Linked DNA regions of Homo sapiens: region 1 is linked to region 2. A link is a contact called in ENCODE Hi-C or POLR2A ChIA-PET data. All regions are on one chromosome and are shown on one strand. Each heading gives the region's core, a stretch centred on a gene start or an enhancer-like site at or near the end of the contact. The rest is flanking DNA. Distances are from core to core; before and after follow the strand shown.

Evidence for each region. A loop is a pair of places that touch in the nucleus more often than their neighbours do. ChIA-PET counts read pairs that join two places held with the same protein, here RNA polymerase II (POLR2A). Pooled maps may share reads with other maps.
Region 1: a loop to region 2 is called in a map of PC-9, with 7 times the contacts of the local background. The contact joins two enhancer-like sites. A Hi-C loop is called at or near these places in 4 of 168 maps with a recorded cell type or tissue (Calu3, HepG2 and PC-9), 8 of 37 single-sample maps with no recorded cell type and 9 of 50 pooled maps. POLR2A ChIA-PET finds 5 or more read pairs at or near these places in 5 of 52 experiments (A549, HepG2, MCF 10A and 2 more).

What each region holds. Positions count from the first base shown.
Region 1 is chr5:143,594,106-143,598,364 of GRCh38, forward strand. LOC105378209 (a long non-coding RNA gene) reads left to right here. Exons shown (of 4, transcript XR_944375.1): 4 at 3,913-4,259. Among named protein-coding and RNA genes, the nearest start is that of MIR5197, 84 kb to the right of the region's middle. RefSeq lists enhancers at 1,136-2,335, 2,099-2,393, 2,214-2,358 and a cis regulatory region at 2,280-2,293. Within about 2 kb of position 1,371, at least 9 of the 41 ENCODE cell types and tissues checked have a DNase peak (open chromatin) inside an H3K27ac peak, as active enhancers do; they include PC-3 and PC-9, where a contact is called at or near this core.
Region 2 is chr5:143,504,889-143,508,635 of GRCh38, forward strand. No RefSeq gene overlaps it. Among named protein-coding and RNA genes, the nearest start is that of NR3C1, 100 kb to the left of the region's middle. RefSeq lists an enhancer at 2,336-2,630. Within about 2 kb of position 2,488, at least 7 of the 41 ENCODE cell types and tissues checked have a DNase peak (open chromatin) inside an H3K27ac peak, as active enhancers do; they include PC-3 and PC-9, where a contact is called at or near this core.

The DNA of each region.
Region 1 (4,259 bases), core at 121-2,620, 88 kb after region 2:
GAGCTCTAGAGAACCTTGTGGGATTTACATTGTGACAGTTTGTTAAACGCTGGAGGCTGTAATAGCAGATAAAGAACTGGAGCTATAAAATGATTGTTTCACTTCATCTGTTAGGTTAGGCAACATGTGGAGGTCATTGTTTCAAACAATTGAACAAAATTTCAAAGTTTTGTCTTTGTTCATTAAAGAAAATGTATATGACAAATCAAAGGTGTGTTTTATGGATTGTAGATTTAGGGTGATATTAAGAGACTTTTAATTTGGAGAATTGGTTCTTTGCAAAATAAGAAGGACTGGATATAATACAACCAGCTGGATATGGTGCAGGTGTGCTTGATTCATCTTCAATGGGCGTCAGCAAAGTAGTGGCTAAGACCTTGAACTTGGAGTCAAGATGGGCCACCCTTTATTTGCTGTGAATGTTGGCAAAGCTATGTCTCATTTTCTTCATCCATGAGTTGAGAATAATAATGGTAACTCTTCCATGGTTCTGAGGATTAATTAACACAGGTAATATATGTGGTGCCTAGCACATGGTAAGTACATGTTATTAATATCCATTTCTAAGGCTCCTTGGTGACAGTTTCGACCATCCTAGATATTTTAGTGAAGCTACTGTATGTATATGGATATTTGTCTCTCTGGTTGATTTTTCTAACGTTGGTTAAAAATGTATCCAGAAGAAGAAATAAAAATAACAATCATCCTCCAGTTTTAAAAGCAGATGAGTTCTTGAGAAGAGGGCAAATGAGTCTGTATATGGAGCACAGGCCCAGCCACTTTTACATTTTATTTGTTTATTTTAAAAAAGACCACATTTCGCTTTGTTGCCCAGGCTGGAGTGCAGTGGTGCAATCACAGCTGACTGTAATCTTGAACTCCTGGGATCAAGCAGTCCTCTCACCTTGGCCTCCTGAATTATTGGGATTACAGGCATGAGCCAACATGTCTGGCTGACCCAGCTACTTTAGAGATCAATAGTGATCTCCCATCTGCTCCCCCACAGGCATAACCAACAATCTCATGCTGAGAACTGATGCTTCTCTCTGCCTTTGCACATTGTAAACATGGTGCATTTGCTGCATTTTCCTATGATCTTCTGCTAAACTCAGGCCTTTTATTTACAGACAAACGGTGCGACTTTTACACAGGCATCATGGGAGTAAGCCCAAGATATTTTCTCACACTTGATTCCAGGCATGTGGGGTTTGGTTTCTTGATCAAATATCTGTGTTTGCTCTGTTTACAAGTATCTGATGAGCAAAACCAACAGAGGTGCTCCAGACAGGCTGGCTGTGCTGATCCCTTGGAAAAGAATTAAACAAAACCCAGTCTTTGTGTGAGTACTGTCCTAGCGTGCTGACTGATCTATTTGCTGATTAAATTCTTAACCTGTACCTATTTGATGCTTACGTCAGTTTTGCGTCTTTGAACCCTAATTTTGCAGTGCTTTAGTGACCAATTTATTTTTTTCAGTAAACTGCATAAATGACTCATCAGCAGGAAATGTGAATAAATAGTCAACTTAACTGAAAATACAAATAAACATATCTTTCTTTTGTGAGGAGGATTTGCTTAAAGGGGAAAAAAACCTTGGGAGGATGGACTATAGTTCCTAAGAGGGCATAATCTTCTGCTTTTTCTGTGGGATTCTAGCCCCCTTTTCTGGGCAGGGATGGCATGAGCCCAGCTACTAAGGAGATATCTGTCCACATGACATTTATTAGTTTAGAAGTGGTAGCCTCTTCATCAGGAATTTAAGTAATTTTTAAAGAGTTACCTGATGAGTGCATACATGTATGTGTACGTGCATGTGTACGCGTGTGTGTGTGTGTGTGTGTGTGTGTGTGTGTGTTTTCTGGAATCCCTGTAAGTCATCTTTCTGGTCACTCATGTAGCCAGTGCTATGACCTCATATAATTGGAACTCTAATTCTACTGCCTACTAAACAGTCAATAATATTGAGCACTATTAAACATCTCATGAAAGAATAGCATTAGAATTAGCACCCAGATGGCATCATAACCATATGGGCACAATAATGTGGATATAAAGACATTTTCTTGATTACCATATCCACAGGACCTTTGATTCTGGAATTCTACATGGGATTCCTAATTTCCATGTAAATAGTTTTGTTAGCATGGCAATCACAGGCAGTCATTACAAGAACCTGTCTTGTATCTCTTAACTGAGATGAAAGAGAGGCAAAACGGAGGTGGTGATGAAAGCATTGCATAAAGAGTGACTTTCCATATTTCATGTCTGGATTAAATCCAAGTTTCAAAGTTCAGGAGGCCCCCTGAGCATGCTGGATACTTTCACTGATGACTCATGAGAGGTGTACATATTTTTCTCCCTTTGTTCAAGCGTGGTGACCAACTCCCTCTGCCCTCCCATTCTTATCTCCTTGTAAGTGCCCTAGGTGAGTATTTCCCCATCCTTCCCATCCTGTGATATGCCTGGGAACTTGCTGAGACACCACACTAGAAGAAAGGGTGAATCTCCCAGGGACTTTCACGCCATTATGACTTTTTCTATTTTTGTATGGAAAATATGAACCTCTAATGTTCTGATACTGGAAATCCAGAAGCTGGGCAAGTAACAGGTAAAATTCAAGGCAACATAGTATCCAGCCACAATGAAACTGAAAGAATATGGATAGGCTTGTACATGGTTTTGTTTTAAAGTAGTTCTAAATACTAAAGTTACAAATATTTTAAATTTACACATAAATACATAGAATTCTAATGATGGTTACAATCATTTAATAATAATACATCAAAAATTAGCAAAAGAGGAGAATCCAAGACCCTTCCTAAAAACCCTAAATAACTTCAATAAGAGCTAAAATATCAGGATACAATGTCTAAAACACCAGCTACACTCGATTAAGTTTCAGGGAAAAGCCAAAATAGACTCTTGTCTCTCTGACTCTGGGAATTCCAACTCAGGATGACCATGAAGAGATATGGGGACATTTTTAGGAGAGCCGTTTCAGCAGATCTTGTAGGTGAATGGGCAGACACATTAGCAATCTGGTATGAAATTCATCTTGGTTATCAGCCTGGAGTATTTCCACGTATTGATATCCTCTTTACTATCTTTCCAATTTTATTCTATTTAGTATTTATTATATGCATAGTTTTATTCTATTTAATATTTTCTTAATTTTTATTAGATTCAGATCTCTGGTTTTAAGACAATATTATTATATTACTTCTAATAATGATAGTAGTTAATACTTATTTAGTGTGGACTACCTTCTAGGCACAGTTCAAATTGCCATACAATTATTTTCTCTTTAATCCTCACAATACATTAATGAGATGGGTGTTACTATTATACACATTTTACCGATGTGAAAATGAAGGCGCTTAGAGGTGCTATAACTTGCCCAAGGTCACACAGCTGGTGTGGGGTGGCAGGATTTGATCAAAAGAAGTTTCTTCTCTAGCCAATGGATCAAACACATGCTCGGGGTCCAATCTCTACAGCCTCCCTGCACTCAGTGAGATGCTCACCAGTGGAGGGCAAGAGGCATTCTTATCTCACTGACCAAGTGTGGCTGGCCTCTCTCTGCTCACTGTACTCTGACGTTTCTTCTGTAACTCCTTTCACAGTGGTAATTAATGAGGAGTTGGGTGTTTATTGTCTATTTCCTCTACAAAATTATAAGCTTCTTGAGGGCAGGAACTATGCTTATTTGAATCATTGATGAATCCCCCCATTCCTAGCAGTGCCTCATACCTGACAGACATAAAGTACAAATTTTCTGAGTAAACAAATCTTCTTCTATAAAGAGTTATAATATTTGGGTGTCATTAATCTACACCACTAGAAATATTACCCAATGTAATGCCCATGTGACTAGGTAAATTTCTACCCCGCCTTAACTCTGCTCATCTTTAGGGAACAGGAGGCCTGACGTCAAAAGCTCCCCCTCGTGACCAAATCGACTGGGACTTGTTGGATCCAAGATGGCAGCTCACTTGACTTCTGAAGAACCTGGAACTTCATTATAATCAAATTTCCGTGCTAAATGACATTCCCGCGAGCACCATGACAGTTGACAATCACCATGACAATGACAGAAGAAACCATAAAATGACAAAAAGGAAGGCGGCAACTCTGGTTCTGAGTTTTCTGCCCATTTCCAGAAAAGATGTGAATATTCTTCTCTTTGCTTTTAATGCCTGACCCTGTCATTAGAGATATTCTGTATCTGTGACTTCCTGGTTTTCATAAGCTGAGAAGGT
Region 2 (3,747 bases), core at 1,238-3,737:
CATCACTTTCTCTGGGACATCTTTATCCTTTTTGTCACAGCCACTTTGCTAAGTTTCTCTGACTGCATATCTAGAGTAGATGCAATGGTAAAGGATGTCAACATGCCATAATCAGTTACTTCTTCTATAACTTCACTTACATTTGATTCGAATTTGACTTCCAGGTTATCACTTTTCATTTTTTGGAGTACTTTCATCTTTTTCAGCTAATTTCCAGTTTTGATTATTCATGTTTGTAAACTGTCACATGGGTTTATTACTGGGAGACAAGGAAGCAACACAACCACTTGATTTGCTCTTTGTGTGTCAACTGAATAACAAATGCACAGTGGAAGAAGTGATGTGATCGGTTTGGAAGAAGTGATGTGATTGGTTACTGATCATGATGTGAATCTGTTAAGAAGTGATTTGTGGACCAAAGAGCAAGCAGCTCACAGTTTATAGTTCATATATCATGGTTACTGAAATTTGAACTGTGTTGTTGAAGGGCTGGTGCTATTTAACTAAATTGTGGTCATTGAAGTTCATGCATAGTGGAACTGTGTAAAGCAAAGTGTTTTACTCTGTTTTATGCTGCCATAACAGAATGCCACAGACAGAGTAATTCATAATGAAGAGACATTTACTTGGCTGATGGTTCTGGAGGGTGGGAAGTCCAAGAACATGGTCCCAGCATCTGACAAGGGCCTTTGTGCTACATTATCTTATGTAGAAGGCAGATGGGCAAGAGAGGGTGAGCACAAGAGAGCAAGAAGGAGCTCAACTTGTTTTTATAACAGACTCTCTCCCATGATAACTAACCTGCTCCAGTGATAATGATCATGACCTAATCACCTCCCATTAGGTCCCACTTGCCAGCACTGTCACATACGAGATTAAGTTTCCAACACATGAACTTTGGGGGACACATTCAATCCATAGCACAAGGACTGCTTGCACATAATAGGGATAATTTGAGAATGTCGTGGGGGTACATGATAGAGATTCCCACTAAGTCTGTGGGTCAGAGAATAAATTCTTAGAGAGATGACATATAAGTTGAGACTTGATAAATGAGTAGTAATTATCTTATTAAGGGGGAAGTGTAGGAAAGATTGTTCCAGGCAGAGGGAAGGGTATGTGTAGAGCCCCAAATGCAAGAAAGTGCATGGGACTTGGGGTGGTAGCCATGGTTGTTTCAGGCTGACTGTGGGTGACAATCCAATTCCATTATCTTGACTCCCTCCAGCCATGCAGGCTGCTGCTTTTAGTTACCAGGCAGCACTGACTGCTGTAGCTGGGGACCTCAAATGCTCTGTTTGGGACATTCACCTGAAGAAGGTGAAGTGCAGTCTACTGCCTCTTCTATACCAAGAGTCGCAGTTGGGGCAGCTGGGAAAATCACCAGGAAAATAAAACCAAATCAAACAAAATTAATTTAGAGGATAGTTTATATACATAAGATAGGGAATACTAACGATTCAGATGCAAACACTCTAAGTACAGAATGGTATAAGACAGGAAGAAAATCCCTTTCACGAGTCACAATTCAGAAGGTCAATTCAAACCTTTAAGTGATAAACCACATTTCTAGTCAAGCTGAATACAGAGTACAGTATTTTATTTGCTAAAATCTGAATGGTTACTACGAGCCACCCAGCTTAGGTAACATACCCAAAATAATCTCTATGAATTCCCACAACACTCTTATGGGATAGCCATTATTATCTCAATTGTATAAATGAGAAAACAGTGGTTAAGTCACTATAAGGTCACAGAGCTTGGATCCAAACCTAGTGCTTATTTTACAGCCTGTGCCTTTAGCAACTATACCACCAGTATATTTAATCATAACTAATAGAAACAAACACAAATATTGAGTGATTACTTTTATTTTTTATAAGATAAACAGACCAAGAGAAATGCTAGTTAAAAGCATTTATCTTTAGAGCAAGAATGCTCCATCCTTGTAGAAACATTGAGACAAAAAGAATGCATAAGAGCAGCAGTTTTAAGAAAAGTTTGGTGAAACTAAGTGAAATTCCAGGCATGAGCAATCAATTTAAGATTCTATTAGGAAAGCAAAACAATGAGATTATTTCAATTATTGAGTTAACAATGAGATTTCACCATCTACATTCTAGCCATGAGTAAGACATTTATTTGAATCAGATAAGGAGATATAATGTCATTTGAAGGAGGCCCAGTACATTTAATAACAGAGATAAATGAAACTGACAATGATCTCATACTTTATAAATCTAAACAAAGGACCAAGGTTAGACACAGGGATCCTAGTGGTTGATGAGTTAGTTAAAATGCCGCTTTTTACCCTATCTATTGGAGACCAGACAGGATTTTTGTTTTCTTCCTCTAAACAAGGAGGTTAAGAAAGAATTAATCCAATTGCATTTAAAACAAAGTGCAGGAGCAAGAAACAACCTTGAACCTTCCTTACTCAAATAGCAGCTCTGTTGGTAATTTAATCACTAACTGAGTTGTGTAACTTGCCTATGACAAATGGTAAAATACCTACAATGTGGAAATCTGCCAGAGTAATTCCTTCACAGGAATGGGAGGGAAAGGCTCAGCCAGCTCACACTCATACCCTGCCTCCCTATGCTCAGTGTCTGAAATTGCTTCTGTATTAGGAGAGAATATGGGAACTGTTCTGGATCTCAGGAGAATGTGAAGTCACTGAAATGTTTTTGAATACCCACTTCCCTTCACTCCCCTTCCCACCCTACTTGGTACTTGCTGGCATGTGGCACCATGTGAGCTACAGGCAGTGCATAATGAAGTCTAAATGTTAGCAAGGAATGGACAGGAGATCCTGTGGTGTGTGATCTGGCTTGTCCTTTCTGCCTTCCTTGCGCTAATGTTTAGTTTCAGACACGGAAATTTTGAATGGGATCAATCTGAACTGTTCCTTTCTTTGCTGATAAGTACAACTTTTCGTTCTCCAGTCTCAGCTTAAGCTTCATTGTCTCTTGGAGGCTTTCCTAAGTCACCTGAACTACATTAGGACTCCTTGGCACACACTTCCACAGCTCCCTATGCTTTCTAGTACTAAACACACTTCTTCCATCTTCTCCAGTGCATCAGAGGGTTCACTGCAACATTTCAACACCCAGTCACAATGTCTGGCATGTTGCTTGCCTTTAGTCAATGTTTGCAGAATGAATGGTTGCCTTTGTCATTTTCTTTTTAAAAAGGTATTGTAGACAAAGGCAGTGGTTCACGCCTGTAATCCCAGCGCTTTGGGAGGCTGAGGCAGGCAGATCACAAGGTCATCACAAGGTCAGGAGTTCAAGACCAGCCTGGCCAGCAGTGAAACCCCATCTCTACTAAAAATACAAAAATTAGCTGGGCATGGTGGCACACATCTGTAGTCCTAGCTACTCGGGACGCTGAGGCAAGAGAATTGGAACCCGGGAGGCGGAGGTTGCAATGAGCTGAAATTGCGCCACTGCACTCCAGCCTGGACCACAGAGTGAGACTCCATCTCAAAAAAAAAAAAAAAAAAAAAAGGTATTGTAAAATATTTAAGACAAACACAAATGTGTAAATAAAAATATTACAAACCCCCACATATTGACTACAGATTAAGAATGAAAACAATATTGATACAAGTTTAAGTCCCTACTTAGTCCTCTTTGATCACATTCTGCTCTCTAGAGGCAACTAGTGGTCTGAATTTGGTGACTACTATTTCCATGCATTTCTTAATACTTTCACTACACATATATGTAAACTTATTGTTTTGCA